3 separate regions of the Homo sapiens genome follow, and regions 2 and 3 are each linked to region 1. Evidence: chromatin contacts called from ENCODE Hi-C or POLR2A ChIA-PET data. All regions are on one chromosome and are shown on one strand. The core of a region is the stretch at or near the end of the contact, and the rest is flanking DNA. Distances in the headings are between cores, read along the strand shown. Region 1 overlaps LINC01748 (long intergenic non-protein coding RNA 1748). Region 2 has its middle 39 kb from the start of NFIA. Region 3 holds the start of NFIA-AS2 (NFIA antisense RNA 2).

Region 1 (3,679 bases), core at 309-2,808:
TGCAACTTATTCTATAGCATGCATGGCCACCCCCAGATACTCTGTATCCCTTTTGTACACCTTTTCCATAGGTAACATGATAGATTTATGCAAGAGTCCTAATGCGGAGTTAGCAAACTCTGTCGAAAGGATCAGAGAGTAAATATTTTAGGCTTTATGGGATATATGGTCTTGTCACAACTATTCAACTGTGCTCTCGTAGTGGAGAAAAAAGGCAATAAGTAAATGAATGAGCATGGCTATGTTCCAATAAAACTTTATTTAAAAGATCAGGCATGGACAAAGATTTGACCTGTAGGCCATAGTTGCCAACCCCAGATCTAATGTATGGTGCTGGGTATGAGAAAAGTGCCTAGCGGTAGCCCTTATGTACAGATGATCTCTAAAGCCTGGATTTAGTTGGAGCACTTTGCCAATGTTCTTGAACAAGTACTATATTTTATATGATTTTGACAACACAAAATAAGAAAGCAGGATTAGATAGGCAAGTTCAAATTGAGGATAAAAGCTGATATTGCTCTTTCTGCATATTATGAGCTGTGGATTAGCACTGTATTAGAAAAAAGTTTGAAACTGGGAGGTGATGTACTACTTAGACATGCTGCTCCTTAGTTATGTGGCTCAGGCAAGCTACTTATCTTTTTTAAGTCCAAGTATTTTTTTTCCATTAAGTCTACATAATAATATAACATATCTTACTGGCTTCTTGTGATGATAAATGATACAATAAGTGAAAGACACAACATAGTCCCTAACAGAGCAAATACTCTAAAGTCATAATTAGATGCAGATACAATTGTACACTTAAATATGGAAGGACATAATTATTGGTATATGAAGGGACATAGGAATAAATATAGACATGGATGAATGGTGAAATCATAAGCTAGCTCCTGGTCACTGCAAGTGTTCAAGTGGAGACTGAAGAGTCATTATTTACAAAAGAACAAGTTGTACCAGGAAATGCTCTGAGTTTCTAATTTTAAATTTGCAACGTAATGACAGAGTCAGGATGCTTACCCACTGTTGGATACTTTCAATTAAGTTTTCATGTCAGGGCTAGGTTGGATATTTTGCATCATATGGAGGCAACACTCTGCAGGAAGAAGCATGGACTTCAGCATCAAACACACATGAGCTTGAACTTTCAGCTCTACTATTCTACTATCTGTTGGCATTAAGCCTGTTGATTCACCTATTTTAATTATTCAAACGGGGTCAATATCCCTAAAAGGACTAAATTAGGTAATAAAGTAACTGGCACATAGTAGATAATGACACTTTCCTTCCCAGCATTTTTTTTTTTTATTCTGAATACCCCCTGTACACTCTAAATAAGGTTCTCACCTTAGGTTTTCCTCTTCATCCTTCCATTTTCTTCATCAGGAGCAAAATTAAGTTTCTATCAAGTGCTCACTGACATTACCCTGGCATCTGAACTATCCAATGTGACATACACAAAACTTTAATGTGTAGACATGCTAATCAGAAGGGAAATGTCAAATCTGCATACATTTCAAATGACCCAACAATATTTACCTTAGAGCTACGTCTCCTATTTTTCTGACAATTGCCTCATTGAGGAAGTGACTCATGCAGCATACCAAGCCCCATTCCATCTGAGAACTTTACCTCCGACTGGTTTGAAAGCATCAAAAAGATGAATGTCACTGCCTTGCAGTTAGTAAGGAGGCTAATTTGATTTGACAAATGATGCTGATTTTGAAGGGGTCACTAATCATTAGAACTACCGAGGACAAAGAGTGCCTTGAAGCTGGATAAAAATTGAATATTTAAACAGTTTGTTATGCAAATTTACTTTCTACCTGTCAGGAGTGTGTAAAGCACAGGGTTAGAGAGTTTGTGGTAAGGCCATCCCTAGGCTGATGACTTCTCTGCACAGTCTGTCCTCACCACCCAGAGGTCTAGTGGCCCAAAGCCCTTGGATCTGCAACTCCTGCTCACCCAGGTGGAGGGTGAGGTGAGCACAGCTCCACAAGGAGTTCAGAGCCTCCACTTCTCAATCTCTCACTATCCCTTCTCCATGGCCATCAAAAAAATGAAGAGTGAGCTGAGTTAAAATCCAGTTCACCCGAAATGCCAACTTCCAGATTAGCAAATAACCCCTCATGGCCCCAAAAGAGAGAAATCCGGAGCTTTATGAAGGCTACACTGACATTCTCAAGGAACCTCAGCATTTTGAAGCAACAGGGCCTCCTTCTTGTCTCTAGTATCTACAGAAAAGCCTTTGTCTCCATAGCTACTCATTCTCCATTTTAATTAGAGGCTTTATTTTGTTTTGTTTGTTTTGTTTTGAAGTTTTATTATAAGTTCAGGGGTACATGTGCAGGTTTGTTTTATAGGTAAACTTGCATCATGGGGGTTTGTTGTACAGATTATTTCATTACCGAGATATTAAGCCTAGTACTCATTAGTTATTTTTCCTTATCCTCTTCCTCCTCCCACCCTCCATCCTCAGGTAGGCCTCAGTGTGTGTCGTTTCCCTCTATATGTCCATGTGTTCTCATCATTTAGCTCCTACTTATAATTGAGAACATGTGGTATTTGGTTTTCTGTTTTGCATTAGTTTGCTGAAGATAATGGCCTCCAGCTCCATTCATGTCTCTGCAAAGGACATGAACTCATTTTTTTTTAATGGCTGCATAGTGTTCCATTAACATCCTCATTCCAACTGATCATTAGAGAAATTCAAATCAAAACCAAAATGAGACACCATCTCACATCAGTCAGAATGGCTATTATTAAAAAGTCAAAAAATAACTGATGCTGGTAAGGTTGTGGAGAAAGAGGAATGTTTATACACTGTTGGTAGGAGTGTAAATTACTTTAAGCATTTTAGAAGACAGTGTGGTAATTCCTCAAAGACCTAAAAACAGAAATGCCATTTGACCCAGCAATCCCATTACTGGGTATATACCCAAAGGAATACAAATTATTCTATTACAAAGACTCATGAATGCGTATATTCATTGCAACACTATTCACAATAGCAAAAGCAGGGAATCAACCTACATGCCCATCAGTGATAGACTGGATAAAGAAAATGTGGTTTCTTTTGTTTTTAATCAAAAGTATCCTCAAGGATATTTGCTTCCTCACATATGCCCCACACAGTGACTGCCCCTTTGTACTCACTCACTGAGAAAGTCCTTTGTCTTTTTTGGTCACACTGCAGCCCTCTGTCCACTCTGTACTCTGTGTGACGTGAGGGCAACATTCAGCCCCTTTTCATTTAGGTTTTCTCAAACATTGCCATGAAAATGAAAGGTTTGACCCCAAAGCCCAAACTTAGGTTTCCTGACATTGGGCAATATTCCTGTAACATTGCCTTGAGCATTTCCATATCTGTAGTAGGGCAGAGGTAACACATGTTAATCTCACTTCCCATATTGTGTTTCCTACACTCAATTTATGATCATTGAACTGGTTGTGGAGGGCCTTCTGAGCCATTGTGAGAAATGGAGCACTACCCTGAGTGAGATAGGAAGCCAAGGGAGAGTTCTGAGCAGTTTCTTATTTTAAAGCTTGTGGACAACACTATTTCTTCAGAGGGCCATTGTGAAATAATGTATGTAAAACACATAGCACAAGGCCTGTTACATAATTAGTACACAATAACTGTGCGCTGCTGCCTTTATGAACATTAAATTCATAGCCG
Region 2 (3,679 bases), core at 516-3,015, 470 kb after region 1:
CTTCTCAAAAAAAAAAAAAAAAAAAGAAAAGAAAAGAAATATTAAATTATTAAGGCCCTGGTTTAATCCATGAGACAGTAGATTACAGCGGTAAATAGCATGAGCTCTGGGGTCAGACCGTAGGAGTTTGGGAAAGTGACTTCTAGACAACTTTGAGCAAATTACTTAGCATCTCTATGTCTGGGCTTCCTAATCTGGAGAATGAGGATGACAGTGGTACACATTTCAGATGGTTGCTTTGAGGATTAAATGAGATAATACCTGTAAAGTTTAGAACAATGCCAGGCACATGGTAAGGCTTGGAGTTAGTTATTGTAGAAGGGGCTCTATAAATAAATGTTTAATTGAAAAAAATCAACAGTCCAACTGGGGGTGGCAGTTAACCACTCTTACCCCAAAATGGAAACCTCTTGCTATTGGAATAACTTTCCAGAATAAAATATATGAAAGAAAACTTGATGAAATACAGGCATTAAATGTTATCACATAACCATCCGTAAATTCTGGGTTTCCACAAAGCAGTTCTTCCGAATCATAATTAAGGGTTTGAAAGTCAAATGATTTAACTGCTAGTTTTAATTACCTCTTGGTGAACTTTAGTGTGTTAGAATTGTCACAACTTTCCTTGAGGATTACTCTGAAGTCAAGCAATACAGTGGGAAATTATTAACTCCTACTTTGGTACAGCAATTATCTGCATTACAAGGTTTATGCAATTAGCTGTTTAAGATGTCATTATATTTTGCCATCTGGTACACAGGAGTTTATGCATATGAACAGGCACGTGTTGAAGTGATTTTCACTATATGACTTGTTCTCAACCCAAGTCATCGCTCTAATGAGGGGAAGTTGCCGTGCACCGTACATTAGTGGCAGGTGCACACTATCAAGCTTCATTTTCATCGAAGACCTTCATTTTTCCATTTTAAAGTATTCTGCACAAGTGCTGGAAAATTAATTAGTCGTTCTCAATTGAACAACGCCTGCAGACGTGTTCTTTAGCAGTTAGGCGGGGGCACGGCTTCAGGTAGGGGCCACTCCTCCTCCTCACCCGGACGGCTGCAAGGAACCCTCATTCTGTGCAAAGCCAGGGCGCAATCCTGTGCAGTAAACCTCCCCTCGCGAAGAGGGAAGCGGGGTTCGCTGTTGCACCCCAGGCCGAGCGCCCTAGGGGAGAGGGCGCCGCAGCGAGTCCCGAGATCCGAGCCCGGCCTCGACGCCGGAGCGCTCCCGGAGCTGGTCCTTGCCCGAAGCGCATTAAAACGGCGCCCTCTGGTGTCAGCTCGCGGCGGCCGGGTAAAAGCAGTGGCGCTGGGGGTAGAGTTCTACTCGCCACCCTGTTCGCAAACTGAAAGATCCCCGAGTTTAGAAAGTGTCTTGCCGCTCTGCGGACGCTGTGTCCGCGGCCCCGCTGTCGCGCAGAGCTGGGCTGCGATCAGAAAGTCCGGCTCCCCTGGCCCCAGACAGTGGCTCCCGGGGGAACCAGCGTGGAGGGTGAGGAGGGACCTGGCCTTCGAAGGCAGGAAGGACAGAACCCCCAAGCCACGACGGCAGCGGGGCGCGGGGACGGCCGGGCTCCAGCCACAGAGGCCCGAACTCGGCCCGCACTGCCCGGCGGCAGGCCGCGAAGGAGCCCCGGGTAGTGGGGGCGGCAGGAAGGAGAGGCGCGCAGGGCCTTCGGGGCCTCCCCAAGCCCCGGGCTCCCGTCTGGGCTTTGTGGGTTGGCGGTGTCTGAATCGCCGACGGGCCGAGCCGTGCCGGGAAGGCGCGCGGCCCCGCGCGGGCACCTGGCCGAGGCCGCCCCGCGCTGCCATTGAAATGTGACACTGATGAACGAGCTAGGCCCGCGGCTTTCTTTGGGAGAGTTGGAAGTCGCCAGCCGCGAGATCTGGGGCTCTCAGGTTCCCTGGGAAACGTTCTCCCCGCACCCCACTGCCTCCACCTTCGGCACTATTGCTATCCTCTCCCATTTCCCCCCAACACACACACACACACACACACACACACACACACACACACACCCCTCACGCGTTTTCGAGTGCCAGACCAAGAGTCTTAAGTTCAGCTCCAGGAAGACAGGGTAGTGGCGGGAAAGAACATTCTGACGACGGGGAAGTTTGAGTTGGTTGGGGCTGAGTCAATAAAGTCGCCCCTTGAGCCTTTTGTTTTGAGGCTTTGATTGCAACGGCGCCTTTCGCCTTTTATATTTGGGGCCTGGTGGGTGACAGTGAGGGGACAGAGGAAGGGGACGAAGCACGTGGAACCTGGCCCCTTTTGGGATGTTTCTGCACCAGCTTTTGTTGGGGGAGAGGATGGGAAGGGAAGGAGGGAGAGTGGGTGCCTTACAGGCAACCAGCAAGGATTTCTTGAGAGACAACAACGTGCGGAGCACTGAATCAGGCACCAGCAGCGCTTATTGAGAATGAGAATAGGATCTTGCAAGCTGATTAGCGAGAGAAAAATTCAAAAAAGGGACAAATTGGTTAGATTAAGTATCCAAATAGATGCAGCAAAGCTGAGTAAACAAATCAAGGATGGGTATTGGAATTGGCTAGTGGAGTCTCAGAGCATCTGTGTGTGGACATCTCCGTGAGTCCATTGCAGTTCAGAGGTTGTTCTATGTAGGCTCAGCCTAGAAAACAGATACTTAATAAAGTTCGAGATGACGTTGTCAAAAAAAAAGAGCCAATCATTCCGGTTGGAAGATAAAGTTGGACAAGTAAATCAAGCCCAGACTGAGAAGGCTGAGGGGCCCAGAATCTAACGGATAATCTACTGGCTTTGGGGCCAGACTAGCACAGAAGCAGCCCTATCCAAGCCTCTTAGGAATTGTAACTATGAGTCTCTGTTTCCCTCCGTGAAATGGGGATAATTATGCCTTGGTATTGTGAGGATTACACAGGGTTAAATGAGACAATGTCCTTGGGCCTAAATACTTTTGGTATTGATATAACCCCTCCTTCTCTTTCAACCATTTCAGAATCGTTCCCATGATCCCTAGGCTCTGGGCATCTTCAGGAGTTCTTCAAATAAATATGTGACTATGCCCATCTTGTTTATGTTCAGTCAGCTCTGTTGCCTCAGACACTCAGCAGTCCATGTTTTACTGATACCTTTTGGAGCCTCTAAATTATTTGAAAACACTGAGTTTTTACTACAGGCTTCGGTAATTGACTTTCGGAGTAACCGGCCCATGAGACTGGTCCATTTAATGTCAATAATAAGTAATATCAGTTTATTAGACTCTCACCAGTGGCCCTTACTGAACATTCCATCCTCCATGATCAAGAGCAGCAGTTCAGCTTCTTAAGCAAATCTTATTCCTGTCTGTTGTAAAAAGTCATTTCACTGTAATAAGTATCTGCTTTCCCAAAGCTGAAACTACACAGAACAGCCTGTGCCCTGCAATTGACTCAGGGAGATACCCACATTCTGAAGTACTGAGACTGGGACTTGGGAAGGTCAATGCTCTGATTCAACACAGGTGATATGAAGAACAGTAATGAGTTTCAAAGTGGCCTATAGGCCTGGTGCGGTGGCTGACACCTGTAATCCCAGCACATTGGGAGGCCAAGGCAGGTGAATGGTCATAAGTTCGAGACTAGCCTGGCCAACATGGTGAAATCCTGTCTCTACCAAAAATACAAAAATTAGCCGGGCGTAGTGGTACATGCCTATA
Region 3 (3,679 bases), core at 587-3,086, 400 kb after region 1:
AGTGTTCAAATACCTTCATGCTGCTGCTCTTGCCTCACTGAAGAGGTAAAGTGTCTTCAGAAGACATGTGACATAAGGGAATGGTGGATGGTTGAAGAAACACTTGGCTGTTCTAATGTAAACAGAAGAAGGAGTGGGAAGCTCTCATTTCTCCATCATTATCAGGCTCTGTTCTCAGGAAGCCAGAGAAACCTATGGCATGCTGCCTATGCAGGCCTCCTCCAGACCCATGGCTCAGACAGACCCGCCTGAACTCCAGCAGAGAAACAAGCCCCTGACCATTCCCTTCATCAGGGCAGGCAGGATGCAAGCCAACAGCTTCTCCTCCAGTGAGCCAATCCCATTACTTTTTTCCTTTTTAACTTTGTAAGAACACGTAACATGAGGGCCACCTTCTTAGCAAAATTTTAAGCACACAATACAGTATTATTGACCATAGGTAAAGCGTTGTACAGCAGATCTCTAGAACTCACTCATCTTGCTTAACTAAAACTGTATGTCCATTGATTAACAACTGTTCATTTCTCACTCCACCTAGCTCCTGGCAACCACCATTGCACTCTTTGATTCTACGAATTTGGCAATTTTAGATACCCCACATAAGTGGAATCATGCAGTTTCGTCTTTCTCTGAGTGGTTTATTTCATTTAGTATAATGTCCTCAAGATTCATCCATGTTGTCACATATTTTAGAGTTTCTTTTTTAAGGCTAAGTAATATTCTGGGATGTGTGTGTATGTGTGTGTGTGTTCCACATTTTCTTTATCCATTGATCTGTTGTTGGATATTTAGTTCATTTCTACATCTTGGCTATTGTGTATAGTGCTGCAATGAACATGGGAGTACTAATATCTCTTCAAGATCCTCATTTCAATTCTTTTGGATAAATACCCTGTGGGACTGCTGGATCATATGGTAATTCTATTTTTAATTTTTTGAGGAACCTCCATACTGTTTTCCATAGCAGCTGCACCATTTGGCATTCCCACCAACAGCATGCAGGGTTCCAACTTTCCCACATCCTTGCCTGAATCTCTTTTTGGATTCCGGAGTGACAGTGTCTCAGGATCTTGGCGGGGAAGGACCATCACCTCCTCATAATCCGTGCCACTCTGGAGGGCTGAGCACACAGTTCTCCTTGTTTCCCTGTTTGCCAGCTTGCCTTGTGGATAAATGCAGAGAAGGATTCAGGATTGGAGGGAAGGGTGAATTCACGGCCCTACAGAGCATGTCTAAAAGCATTTGTCAAAAAAAGAGTTAATGACTGCTTCTCTGCGGGAAGCCCTAAAGAAATGAGTGTCCTGAAGTGTAGAACATTCGCTTTTACGGTAGGTGGTGTTATTGTTACATGTTCATACAGACAGTGCTAATTAACAATCCTAAAGGCCACATCATTAAATTATTTCTCCGCTAAAAACCCTATGATGTTTAATGCGTCCCAGCAATTCAATTATATCTAAAACACTGGCCTGAACGGCAGGCACTATTCTGTGGCTGACAAAGTGCAAGTTGCTCTTAAGAACAGGTGAAGCTTAACAAGGAAAGAACAACATCTGACAAACTACCTCCCTGCTCTTCTCCCTAACATACACCCTAAGAATAAAAACAACAGTGATATTCCAAGAAAATTAACGTGGGTCTTACCTTTGCTAGGCTGGCGATGAAATATAGGCTTTACCAAATTTTCTGTGAAGAATCTGACAAGATTTTCTTAAAAGATTTCACCCAAAATAATCAAATCAGTGCCCTCAGATCTATTTAAGGTCCATCGGGTTTCACTGTTTTTTCTCTGGATCCTACCACCCATCCTTTGTCATTTCTAACCACTGCAAATTGCATTTTGGGTTTGAACTTGGGGTGACTTCATGGCTTTGGTCTGGGTTTTTCCTGGATGTGTATCACAGTCAGCAGAGAGCACTTTGAAGAGCACACAAAGCCTCTTTGTCTCCCACTCAGTGAAATATCTCAAGTACAGAGCACAGTGAAAAAGGGCTTCTTTCCAGCTTAAACACACACACACACACACACACACACACACACACACACACACACACACAAAAGAAGCTCTTGCCCTTCCCTGCCGCCCCCAGCTGCTGTGGTGAGACAGTCTCTGCACAGGCACAGGGCCCAGTGCAACTGGCCAAGTGGCCTCAGTCCTCTGGACAAGGCTTGGCAGGCAGCACCATGACAGAACCTCCTGCTTGGAAGGTGTTGGTGCCGAGACTGCATCTGGGAGCAGCACATATGTGATTCCACTAGTTTTTACACAAAGAGGCAGACTATGCCAGTGGCCAGCTGGCCAGCTGGGCACTCATCTGCAACCTTAGAAGCAGGAGTCAGGGAGCAACCCACTGATCCTCTTGTCATGGTCTTCCCAAGTGCCCAGTTTCCACATAAACCATTTCCTCATCACTCTCCTCCCTAACACTATCCCAACAGTACCCTCAAGGAGGCCCCACTCAGCTCTATGAGGACAGGGGGCTATGTATCTCCTTAGCTCCATACCACCAAGCACACTGCCTTACATGGAACACACTCTCAGTAAAGGTTTCTTGGATGGAAAGATGAATGAACAGATAGACAGATGGATGATGGGTGGGTGGATAAGTGTGTGCATGGATGGGTGTGTGCAGGGATGGGTGGGTGGATGGATGGGTGGGTGGATAGAAGAATCTTATAAACCATTGTTCGGATCCTGGCTCAAACATTTTCTTTTTGTGAGATCTTGGGAAAATTACCAAAACTAAGATACTACAAAACTAAGCCTTTTGGTTTTTTATCTGTACAAAGAATGATAGCAGTTACGGTGGAGATTGAGAAAATTCAGTAAGCACCTGATAGTAGGTGCTCTGTACACATTCATGGTTTTTACCCAGGAACTGTTTATAGATTATCAAGTCCCTTGCTTCTGTAGGAGGTCTTTCCTATCACTGTCGAATTCATTGCTCACTTGCATCTCTCCCAAAGGGATGGCAGAGGAAAGGTAGTAAAGGGTGCTTAGAGTGGAGTGAGGACTACAAGAGGGAGCACCAGTATTGACTGGGGATGCAGGGTTTCTAATTTTTCTAGCCCAGAAAAATTCAGACAGGCATGGTTTGGAGGAGACCTGGGTTCCAGTCAAGGCCCTGTCCCCAACTAGCTGGATAAACATGGCATGATCACCTCTCCCTTGTGGTCCTAGATTTCTTCTATGAGATAAACTCATATGATTGCATGAATGCTGAAGTCTCTTCAACTCCCAACTCTGTGATTCTATCCTTCGAGATCCACTTAACATCTTCTTACCTCCTCATTGAAGCCTGTCCTGACCATTCCTGCTGACAATAAATTCTCCCTCTTCTCAGAATCTGTGACTCTTGTCTGCGCTATGTGTCTGGAAATTAGTTCACTTCATAGCCTTGCAATGATGATGATAGCAAACTCTCAAATCATACTAACTGGAGGACCAGAGATTATTCTTAGCTACACACATACGCACACACACTTGAACATATGCATGCACATACACACACATACACACATAATCATTACATTCTCATAATACCTCTCTATGAAGTGAGCAATCTCAAAATCTCATTTTACAGATGAAAAACTGACACATAAACACACACAAAAAACTTACCCAAGACCAAACAGCTTTAAGCACTGGGCCAAGTATTTGAACCCAAGCAGGCATGAC

The links. A loop is a pair of places that touch in the nucleus more often than their neighbours do. ChIA-PET counts read pairs that join two places held with the same protein, here RNA polymerase II (POLR2A). Pooled maps may share reads with other maps.
Region 2: a loop to region 1 is called in a map of chondrocyte, with 2.7 times the contacts of the local background. The contact joins two enhancer-like sites. A Hi-C loop is called at or near these places in 4 of 168 maps with a recorded cell type or tissue (Calu3, ascending aorta, chondrocyte and 1 more) and 5 of 50 pooled maps. POLR2A ChIA-PET finds 5 or more read pairs at or near these places in 1 of 52 experiments (PC-9).
Region 3: a map of endothelial cell of umbilical vein shows a loop between it and region 1 (2.7-fold over the local background). The contact joins the promoter of NFIA-AS2 here to the enhancer-like site in region 1. A Hi-C loop is called at or near these places in 2 of 168 maps with a recorded cell type or tissue (Calu3 and endothelial cell of umbilical vein).

The regions. Positions count from the first base shown.
Region 1 is chr1:60,572,318-60,575,996 of GRCh38, forward strand. All of the region lies in intron 4 of LINC01748 (long intergenic non-protein coding RNA 1748), which reads right to left. Among named protein-coding and RNA genes, the nearest start is that of LINC01748, 49 kb to the right of the region's middle. Within about 2 kb of position 1,559, at least 6 of the 41 ENCODE cell types and tissues checked have a DNase peak (open chromatin) inside an H3K27ac peak, as active enhancers do; they include ascending aorta and endothelial cell of umbilical vein, where a contact is called at or near this core.
Region 2 is chr1:61,041,851-61,045,529 of GRCh38, forward strand. No RefSeq gene overlaps it. Among named protein-coding and RNA genes, the nearest start is that of NFIA, 39 kb to the right of the region's middle. Within about 2 kb of position 1,766, at least 19 of the 41 ENCODE cell types and tissues checked have a DNase peak (open chromatin) inside an H3K27ac peak, as active enhancers do; they include ascending aorta, where a contact is called at or near this core.
Region 3 is chr1:60,968,904-60,972,582 of GRCh38, forward strand. It overlaps NFIA-AS2 (NFIA antisense RNA 2), which reads right to left and starts at 1,837. Exons shown (of 7, transcript NR_110617.2): 1 at 1,645-1,837.